Regions from separate parts of the Homo sapiens genome. Here region 2 is linked to region 1. The links are chromatin contacts, found by Hi-C or POLR2A ChIA-PET in ENCODE. All regions are on one chromosome and are shown on one strand. The core of a region is the stretch at or near the end of the contact, and the rest is flanking DNA. Distances in the headings are between cores, read along the strand shown.

What was found. Hi-C counts contacts between places; a loop is a spot of excess contacts on that map. ChIA-PET counts read pairs that join two places held with the same protein, here RNA polymerase II (POLR2A). Pooled maps may share reads with other maps.
Region 2: a pooled map shows a loop between it and region 1 (2.9-fold over the local background). The contact joins two enhancer-like sites. A Hi-C loop is called at or near these places in 23 of 37 single-sample maps with no recorded cell type and 5 of 50 pooled maps. POLR2A ChIA-PET finds 5 or more read pairs at or near these places in 1 of 52 experiments (activated CD4-positive, alpha-beta T cell).

The regions. Positions count from the first base shown.
Region 1 is chr13:47,033,481-47,038,648 of GRCh38, reverse strand. No RefSeq gene overlaps it. Among named protein-coding and RNA genes, the nearest start is that of HTR2A, 140 kb to the right of the region's middle. RefSeq lists an enhancer at 1,797-1,896. Within about 2 kb of position 1,833, at least 2 of the 41 ENCODE cell types and tissues checked have a DNase peak (open chromatin) inside an H3K27ac peak, as active enhancers do.
Region 2 is chr13:47,132,770-47,138,049 of GRCh38, reverse strand. No RefSeq gene overlaps it. Among named protein-coding and RNA genes, the nearest start is that of HTR2A, 240 kb to the right of the region's middle. Within about 2 kb of position 1,754, at least 2 of the 41 ENCODE cell types and tissues checked have a DNase peak (open chromatin) inside an H3K27ac peak, as active enhancers do.

The DNA of each region.
Region 1 (5,168 bases), core at 584-3,083:
ATGACAGATTTCTAAGAGTATGCAAAAAACATTACCCACCAGTGCAGAAACCCCCTGATTAATAAACCTTCTAACACATTTTTATGCACCACATAAGCTATGGATTTATGTTTCAAACTCAGACTAGTTTTTATTCTACAGACTAGCCACCAAGGAAGGGAAGAAATTCTGAATAATCTTTTGAAACTGGAGGTTAAACAGAGATTCCTTGGAACCATATGTTATCTAGGAGGCTATAACTAATGACTCATTTGTACTGCCTCATTTAACCAGAAAGCAATGCATTTGCCATTGTGATTTTCTTAGCCGCTTGAATGGACTATCACCAGCTAGTAGCCTGCATGACCATTGATTACTATAAATAGTGATAATACAAGCAAATAAAGCCAAAATCAGTAGCAGTAGGAACTACATCTTCATTTGTAATCATGATCACTAATAAGCTTTATGAGAAAATGATAGTAGAATATGTAGAAATATATAAACTGAGTTTAAACAGATATTTTGAGCACCAGCAACAATTATTTAAAGGCCTCTTTGTATAATAGCAATGCAAACAGTTCCTTCCCCTTAAAATCTGCTGATAAGTTGTTTTGAATAATGGGCTGAGAATCTCTGACACACTAAATTATTCTTTAAATGTTCTAAACATTTCAAAGGTTCATAATTTTTTAGTCCTCCTACGCTTATCAAGCTACTCAGTCATCAATATGAATCTAACCCTAAAGCAAACAAACAAATGAGTAAACAAAAACCTAGCAAGCCTGCCAGCCTCCCTGGATACCACTGCAGTTTTCTGGGATCTTTTCTTAAGGAGGTCTTTCAGATGCTCATTCAGTGACCATCCATGAGGTCAACAGTCAAAACAGATGGATCAATTCCAATAGAGGAAATTGTATAGGTACTCTACAAATGTCTTCTCCAATTGTCTTTTAATCTTCTATCTCAGTTTTCTTAGCTCTAAAATGGGGATAAAGATAGAACCTCCTTTACTTTGAAGAATAGATGAGTTAATACAGGTACAACACTTAAAAGAGTGTCTGACACATGGTAGACATTTGATACATTTAATCTATTTTGTTACCTAATTTTGTAACCATAAGTTGTTCTAAATCTCCAGTGATTTAGCCATATGAATACTTCAGTATGTAAAAGTCTTTTCATGAGGTCTACCTAGTTGCTCTTGAAAATATTCAAATATTCTGTAAGTAACCGCAAGTTAAGAGATAGAGGTCTGTAAGTAACACAAGAAATCTCTTTATTACTTTATGGTCACACTATAGATACAAGCATATTAGCATAAGAATACAAATGCATAACACTACATATTCACCTTTGAATGGATTCCACAGACATTATTGTTGGAATCTGTTTTGGTTTTAACAATAATGAACACCAAAAGAGATGTGAGAAGTGAGTAATCAACAAATCAACACATTAGAGGCTGTTACAGAATAAAATTAATAGTATTTTATCACATAGAAGAATGCCTGACTCTCACTAGTTTCTGAATAAATATTTTTGAGTTGAAATAATCTGAAGATAGCAGACTATAAGCCCTTTAGGGGCTCAGTAACTGTTAGGAATTAGTAACAATTGCTGATTTACCTTCCACTCATATATTTGGTATCTGCAACATCTATCAGAGTTCCTAACACAATGGCTCAAGAGAAACTTCCATTGCATGAGAGAATATATGAATAAAGAAATGAATGAATCAAGTCAATGTTTTAGACATGAACGTCTCTGCTGTGCCCTTCCTCAGTCTAGGTCTCATTCCTTCTCCCCACTTTTGTATGTCCTCTTGGTGACTGCTTCCTCCTTTCTGTCTCAGTTTTACTTTCACTGCTCTATTTGGTGTGTCATTTCTGCCCCTCTTTTAAGTCTCCCCTTAACTGATTAAATTGATGGGCTTCAGGTTTAAAAAGGAAGATTAAACACACATTTTTAACCTGATTTCCTTCTCTAAACTCCTCTAAAATAAATGTGTAGCATTTTTAAAGGCATAAATCCTCAAGGACAAACAGAACAAGAGAGGAAACAACAGCAACACAATTTGAGAAGCTAGAAATCAGATGGATAAGTGGTAAATGATTTAGCAAACCTGAAAAATCGAAAACCGAGACTGGCTGGGGAGGGAGGCCCAAAAGCTAGCCAGTGCATACCTCAAATTCCAGAAGTGTTCAGAAATTAAAGTTACCTGGTACCTCTTAAAGGAGTGTGAAGGCAGAGGTGATTGGTTAAAAATCTGTTTAAAAAGACGTTAGATACCCTGTCCAATCTCAACAAAAGTTAGAAAATGTTCTCTCTGAATAGCGTGAATTGAGGGATTCTAGGGGGCACTGGGCATAGGAGCAGGGCTGCCAAACTGAACATTGCTAGATTAAGTGAAAAATCTACTCATGGAATGATGATACTCTCATCCCCTTTCCCAACTCAGATCCCAGAACAGAGTCAGCCAGACTTGTACCTACCAGACAGGTCACTGAAAATCTTCCACAAGGAAATACAATCAACCAAAGAGAAAACAAAAAAGAAAATGGTCGAATCTATCAGGGAAAAGAAATGGTAAGAAACATAGACATTGCAGAGAAAAGAAAACAAATCAAAAATCCATATTTTTCAGACAGATGAAAGAAGATAAAACAACCATGAAAAAAAGGATATTACAAATATGGAACATTCTGGGACAAAAGAGAGATTTTGGAATTTAAAAATGCAATAGCAGAAAGGCAAAAAAAAGCCTTACAGAGAAGGTAGAAAGTAAAGTTGCAGAAATTATTCAGAAAGTAGCTGAAAAGGAGAGCTTGGAAATACAACAAAAGAGAAGCAGTAAGAAAATTAGGGAATTAGCCAAGGGACAAACATGTAAATAATAGGAATTCCAAAAACAGAAAACAAAGAAAATTAATAAACATATAAATCAAATAAATGATTCAGGAAAAAATTCCAGAACTGAAATATAAAAATTTTCAGATTGAAAAGCCTACTGAGTGCCCAGCACAAGAGACAAGAGAAAACCCAGAGAAGGACCTTCCCAGTGAAATTCCAGAGTAAAGGGAGAAAGAAGATTCCCCAGAGTTCATTCTTTAAAAGTAGGTCCTAGCCAAAGAGGAATCAGAATGACTCACTGCAATCTTGAAAGCTAGGAGACGATGGGACAATGATTTAAATATTCTCAAGAAAAAGTAATCCCAATCTAATTTTCCCTACAAAGGAAAATTATTAATTGTAGGGGTTGAAAAAAGCAAAGGTCTCAGACAACTTATTCCTGCATCCTCCCTCAAGAAACTACTGATGGGTGTGTTCTGCCTTAACAGGGATATAAAGAAAGAAAACAACATGAGATGCAGAAACCAGGGAAACTAATACAAAGAAGAGAGACCAAGGCTACCCCAGGATGATGGTGCAGGGACATCCCAGGACAAAAGCTGTGCAACTGCCTAGAGATGGCCTGGTCCTGATTCCAGCAGATGTAGAGAACTCCAAGGATGAAGTCAGCAAGAAAATTAAATTTATAGGAATATATAGTGTCTTTGAACACACAAAGTGGGGAATTATATTTCTAGCAGAGTCCTGGGGTGAATTTGTTGTTGGAGGCTGAAAGAGTGAGGGTTGCGATCAACTCAGTATACCACTGGAGGCTATGTAAGTAGCAAACTGTTTGTCATAAATGCAGAATGTTGGCAAACTGACAAACTGCGTATGCCACCCAGAAGGACTGCTGAGGGCAGTCAAGACCCAGGCACAAGTGTTTCTTATGATTAGGCATAATTGAAGCCTGTTAGTAACAATATGAACCTTTGATCAATTAAGCAGTGAACCAATCGTTACCTCCTCCCCCTGCTCTTGTTACCCAATAAATACGAAGGGCTGCCTTTGCTCACTAGAAGCAGGTAGCTCTCTTCTTCTCCCCATGTTGCCTTTCCTTAAAATAGTTTCTTTTGTCTTAAGTTTTCATTTCTACATTCATCCCTTCCTTCAGTGGTAATGACAGTCTCAAGTGGTAACAGTAGAAACTGCTATAATGATGGTCTCAAGCAGTAACAGAAGTAACTGCTGTAGTCACCATTTCAAGCAGTAACCATGGCAGTCAGCCACAATTTGTATTAGATAATAAACTAAAATGTAATTATTAAAATCAAGGAAAATATACAAGAAAGGAAATGCAATAATAGTATACTACAGGTCTTAGTTGTGAAGAAATGTCAGAGTCACGATAATATAAAATCTGAGTAAGATAAAACTAAAAGTTATCGCTGGTAGAATTAGGGAAGAATATATGTGTGGATTGGAGGAGCAAGTAAGAGGATTCTCTCTTTATCCAGCACATAGGATATTTAAATAGGAAAAAAAATCAATGTAAAAACATCAGTTATTTTACAACATGGCTATAAACACCCAAAAAAGTAGCTAAACTAGTTGAAAGTGGTTATCTTTAGGAAAAAGGAACAGATAAATAGGAAAAACACACTTCTGTGTTTTTCACTATTGACCTTTCAGAACCATCTGACTTTAAAATTACGGATATGTGCCACTTTGATAAAAATAAAAATTAAAGAAATTAAGGGAATTTATAATATTTCATTTATAACATTTTTGGCTTATTATTCATGTTTTAAAACTCACGTGGTTTGAAACAGTTGCATTTTTTTTTGGCACCTGAAAGATCACATTTTAAAAATTTAGGTGTGATCTTCAATTTATTTTCTTCCATGCAAGTTATGGGTTTGGAATAAGAATGGTGTGAGCCATTCCTATATCAGAGAGGAAATTCTCCATGATTCCCATCCGCACCCACTCTGTCCTTTGTACCCCTTCTGTTACGACCAATAGCCTAATCACAGCAACTCTAATTCTTCATAATACTTTCTAGAAAGAATATAGACTGCTAGTAGACTACGCATTGCTTGAAGACAAGGAATGTGTATTATTCACCTTGGTAACTCCAGTGCCTAGCCCAGAGCCCAGGAAGAAATAGAAGGTACTCAAAAAAAGCTCATTAGCTTAAGGAGAGGAAAGAGAAATGAGAAATGGGAAGAGAGGAGATTTTAAGAGAAAAAGAGAGGCTGGCTGCAAGTGATTGTCTGGACACTAGATATGAGTCATAGGGGAAAAGAATGTCTGAAGTTTTCAAAAATTTAGCAGTTCGGTATAGAAAGAGAAAC
Region 2 (5,280 bases), core at 505-3,004, 99 kb before region 1:
CAATGGGTTATAAACTAACAATCAAATGATCATAACCAAAGTCCCAAGCCATAATCAAATGGACCTGAAGGTCAGAAAGCAGAGCAAGACCAAGGTTTAGGGTATAAACAAACAGTAGTAGACCAGGAAGGAGGCAAACGCTGAAAGAGAAGGGGGAAGGTAGAAAATAAAGAGTAACACACACTGATCTGGAGAAGGTGAGAGCATTGCGAAGGGTAGAGCCAGGCAGGCGGGGCTGAACAGGGAAAAGGTCTAGGGTGACTGAGACAACTCTTAGCATAGAGTGTTATATATTTTCTTTAAGGGCAGCTGCTATTCCAAAAGAGGGAAGGTCTTAAGGGTAAGTCAGAGCACCTGCTTGCGTTAGGAGCCATGGCACTAGCTTCAAGAATGTTAGACAACCTATTCATCAGTGTCTGAAGAGCAGAGCAGGTGCAGAATAGCTGTGCATCAGTTAGGATGTAATCAAGTATAAGTAACAGAACATCTGATTAAAATGACTTAAAACATAAACAAATATTTGTCTACTTAACGAAAAGTCCAAAGGTAGATGTGGTTGGTTTGGAAACTCACTGATGCCATCATGGATGCACTTTCTGTCCTTTAAGAAAGCTGCCTTGTTTTTGCCAGAAATGTCCAGACACATGGTCACAAAATAGCCAGCTGCAGTTCCAAACATCACATGGCAATGTCTCGAGCAGGCATCAAGATGGGTGGTGGGGAGAAAAAAGGCTTTCCCCTTATGTTCTCTCTTATACACTCTGAGAAGTCCTCAAAAGATCTTCAGTTATGTTGCAGTGGCTTTAATTGCACTGTGGTACCACAGCTACTCCTAGAGTGATAACTAGCCAATATCGCTATTCTCCTCTTAAACCAGTCATAATACCTCGCACAGAGCCAGGTATTTAGAAGGGAAAACAAAACTAGAGTTCTCTGAACATGAAAGAAACTGATTCTGGGTATGGGAAAGACCACCAGAAATGTGCCACAGGTTACAAGATAGTAAAGAGAGCACTAGATTTAGGCCAGAGTGCCTGGGCATTGTCCTCGCCTCTTTGTAAATCCACTGCTTGGGCATGTCATTCATTCTTTTGTACAACGGGGACTATAATACACTCACAAGGGTGTATTATTATGTTGTGAGGGTTAAACAAGACAACACATGTGAAAATGCTTTGTAACTTGCATGTGAAAGAGCACAGGTGTGACTCCAGTTGAATGACAGCAAGGCATTCGCTCTCAGCTTATGTCATCTGTAAGACAAGTGAAGGTTCATTCAAGAGGAAAGGCACTCTGTGGTACCATTAATATTATCACAGCTTTTAGAAGCACTGGCAGACAAAGCATTGTAATTGGTAATATACACTAACTAGCAAATTGGGTGGCCTGGAGCTTTTAAAAGCCTACTGAGCCTACCTTAAAGCTATAACATTGAAAATTGTTTACAGTGTATCTGACACAGTGGAAGCCACTTTAAATATTCTGGGAAAGACAGGAAAGTCTGGAGTGAACCCCAGCAGGAAAATAACTTGTCAAAGTCTCAGCAGGAGCAATTTTCAATTTATTCGAACTCTGAGAATTATATGCTTCAGTTACTCCTGGAACAAATCTCCATGCATGAATACACAGATAAATGCAAGGGAGACAAACCGGATGTTTTTGTAACCTGTTCTCTCAAAGGAATCTGCTAACAGCAGTGCGAAGGTGACTGTTACCTGTTTCCCAATAAATCAACCCAGCAACTTGGCAGTGACAGGAGGGAAAACATTCAACAGCCAGAAGACTGCTGTAACCATCTGATCGGACTCAGAGTTTGAAAAAGTGTCTGTTGTTGTGCCCAGGCTTTATTGATTTCTTTTTTGCAGTATCATGGCCTCCTGGAAATTGTTTTGTGAATTATTTACATGTGGGATTGAGAATTGGAAGTTTTCGGGTCAAGATGGTTGGGTAATGACAGAGGGTCTTCAAGCTGCCAGAACCTCCCTTTCTAGAGTGTAGAGGAAGGAGCATAATTGGGTACCATGTTGATCCCAGTAACCTTGTCCCTGCCCAGGGCAATGGGCAGATGGAGGAAAAGACTCAGAGGGCTGGACCAGTCTGTCCCTTCTGCTAATCACCTCTAGGCCTCAAGCTATCCCCCTGGTTCTCCTACCTCTGTACAATCATGTATTTTCACCCAGCTAAATGTCACAACCCATGAGTAACTTAACATTATCACCTTTCTCTTCTGGTCATTATATCTCTTCTACAATTACTGCTTTCCCTTTCTGAATCCACTTTTATAATAGCCTCCCCTGGAGATGCTGCAATTTGGAGGCCAAGAGGACACCATTGCTGCTCAATTCGCTATTATTTATACCATATATGTGCTAGAAATGGGATAGGAGGTAGGAAAGATAAGTGAATATATTGAAAGAGGGTGTAGGAGAACAAGAGTGAAGGTGGAGAAAGAAATAGATGTGAAAGCAGGAGATTAGTTCAGGTCAGCTCAGCCAATATTTTAGAGTTCCTTGTAGGTGCAGATGCTCCACAAAGTTTTGGGATTTAAACAATGAATATAAAGTTGGGAAGTATGATGTTCTAATGAGAGTGTCAGGCACATTCATAGACTTTTATTTTAAAGTGTGGTAAGTGAAAAGAGATATATACACTTGGGGTGACATGGGAGAGACGGTGCCTAAGTCTCAAAGGAGGAATAAAATGAGTAAAAGTGGGAACAGTGTTTCAGGCAGAAGAACAGATGAAAGGAAAGACAAGAGGGAAGAAATGAGGTAACGCAGGAACAAGATTCATAAAGCAAAAGAATTTTCTGTGCTCAGAATCGCAGAATGACTAAAATCACGCTAAAAATTTATATTTCAAAATAACACCTAGTTTACGTACATTACCTCATCTAGTTCTTGTGGCAGGCCTATGAAAGATAGGTACTGTTTTTGGTTTTGTTTTGGGTGTTTGTTTGTTTTTTGAGACGGAGTTTCACTCTTGTTGCCTAGGCTGGAGTGCAGTAGAGCGATCTCGGCTCACTTCAACTTCTGCCTCCTGGGTTCAAGTGATTCTCCTGCCTCAGCCTCCTGAGTAGCTGGGATTTCAGGCATCTGTTACCACGCCCAGCTAATTTTTGTATTTTTAGTAGAGATGGGATTTCACCATGTTGGCCAGGCTGGTCTCGAACTCCTGGCCTCAAGTGATCCACCCACATCAGCTTCCCAAAGTTCTGAGATTACAGACGTGAACCACCATGACTGGCTAGGTGCTATTATCCACATTTTACACTGGATAAAACTGGGGTACAGAGAAATTATTTCAACAAGGAAGGACCAGGTCCAGCAGAGTCTTCTGGTTTTATCTTCAGGGCCCTCTACTGTGCATAACATCTGCTTTTTAACAGAATTTTAGACCAGTCAAGAGAAGAGGAATCTTTAGGTACCATATAATCCAGTGACTTCAAAATTTTGAGCATGACCAGAAGAAAAATTACTTTTTCATTTCAATCTAGTATCCCTAAAACATATACGTAAAAGTAGCACTGAAAAGTAGCACTAAACAATACTTAGAATATATGATGCTCTCTGGTATTTTTTGCTCTATTCTGTTTCAATTCATTTAAATAAAAAATGCCAGCCACTACCACTAAATTAATTTTAGCCCCAGTAGACACTTGAGAAATTGGTTGTATTCTCAGTTAGAGATGCTGAAACTGCATACCTAAGGAAGGAAGGGTGCTGCTCTACATCATCCTACATAGTGATAAGGTCCATTCAGCACTAATTTTTCTCCTGCATATTCCAAGTATTTTACCCATCCTACCTTAGCTCATCCAGTGCCAACAACCACATGAAGGAAGCTCATTCTTGCCATCTCACGAGTGCAGGAGCTAAGGTACAGAAAGATTAAGCAGCAGGTTCATCCATGTTGCACAGCCAGTTGCAGGAACTACTGATCCCCAGGCCGAGAAAAACCTTGTTCAGGTACCTATTAATTTTGATGTGTAGCTCTCTTACGTGTGCATTGAAATTATTAGACTCTTCTCAGTTTTGTTCCCCCAGAACCTTTATAGCTTCAAAGCCACACTTGGGGATCTGGCTGAGACAATGCATTTAAATACCTCAAGAACTCTGTATTGATTTAAAGAAATCCAAAGATTTCAGGATTGCTAAATTTTGGAAATTATATCAGAATAACTCTACATTTGCTAGTATTGCTTTGATCCCATCAATTCTTTTCTGTTTCTGCAGAGCCAGAACAGCCTCTTAATATGCAGAAAATTGCAACTGCTTTACTAGTGGAAAAGGCTATAGGCTTCTATTAACTTACAAAGAACAGACAATTTTTGTGAATAGTAAAATCTACCAAGTTGACAGATGATTACCGGGGAATTTTAATGCATATCATAGGGTACATTTTTCGTGTTAAAATCCTGCTATTTCATTATCTCTAAATATTTGACCTTCTTGACAGTAATTTTCCAATAATTTAATTGCTATGTTCACACCCTCAAAAGAAAGTACAAATGTTTACCAGGGTCTGCTCATTTAGAATCAAGCTAGCCCTGAGTGGCAATGTCAGAGTTCAGAATAACATTTTTTAAAGAGAACTGGACTTTAAAAGGGGAAATATAACTTTAAGCAGTTAAAGTAGAACTGAGAGGATTCAGGAATGCAATTCAATATATGGTTTAATGAAATCTCACTGACAGAGAATCAATCTTTAGAAAAAAAAGCCTTGGCTTTCCTCCAAAGCTAGAAAAATGTATGAGACAACATTAAGAGATTCCAGAAAACAGAGAAAGGTTTTGAAAATATGGCATGAATTAAGCACAATCCTGCTTGCTCTTTTAACTTGTTCCTTTTTCCTGGGAGTCACTTAGACAATCTAGGCAATGATTGATTGTTCTCATTTGCTGTTACTTTTCAAGCTTAATAAACTGCCATAAAACTCGAGTCCTTAAGTGCTGTCACTTGAATAAGTAGTAAGGTTTTTCCACCCCACAATCCAAGAAATGACTTCACCATCCTTAAGACAGAAGTCAGGAATCCTTGTTGAAAATATTTTGCAAAAGGATCAGAAGAGGTATTTTTTCACCTGGGTTCTGATCCTGGCTCACTACTAAAAAACCACGTGCCTTGGATACATCACTTCCCCTCTTAGGGCCCATTTCCTGAACTAGGAAGTCAGAGGACCAGGCAGATAATCTGAGCCACCTTCCAGCTGTGACTTGAGGTCTCCTTTTCTCTTGCTCCTTTAACTCCTTTGACCCCTTCTTCCCAAAGCACTGGCTTA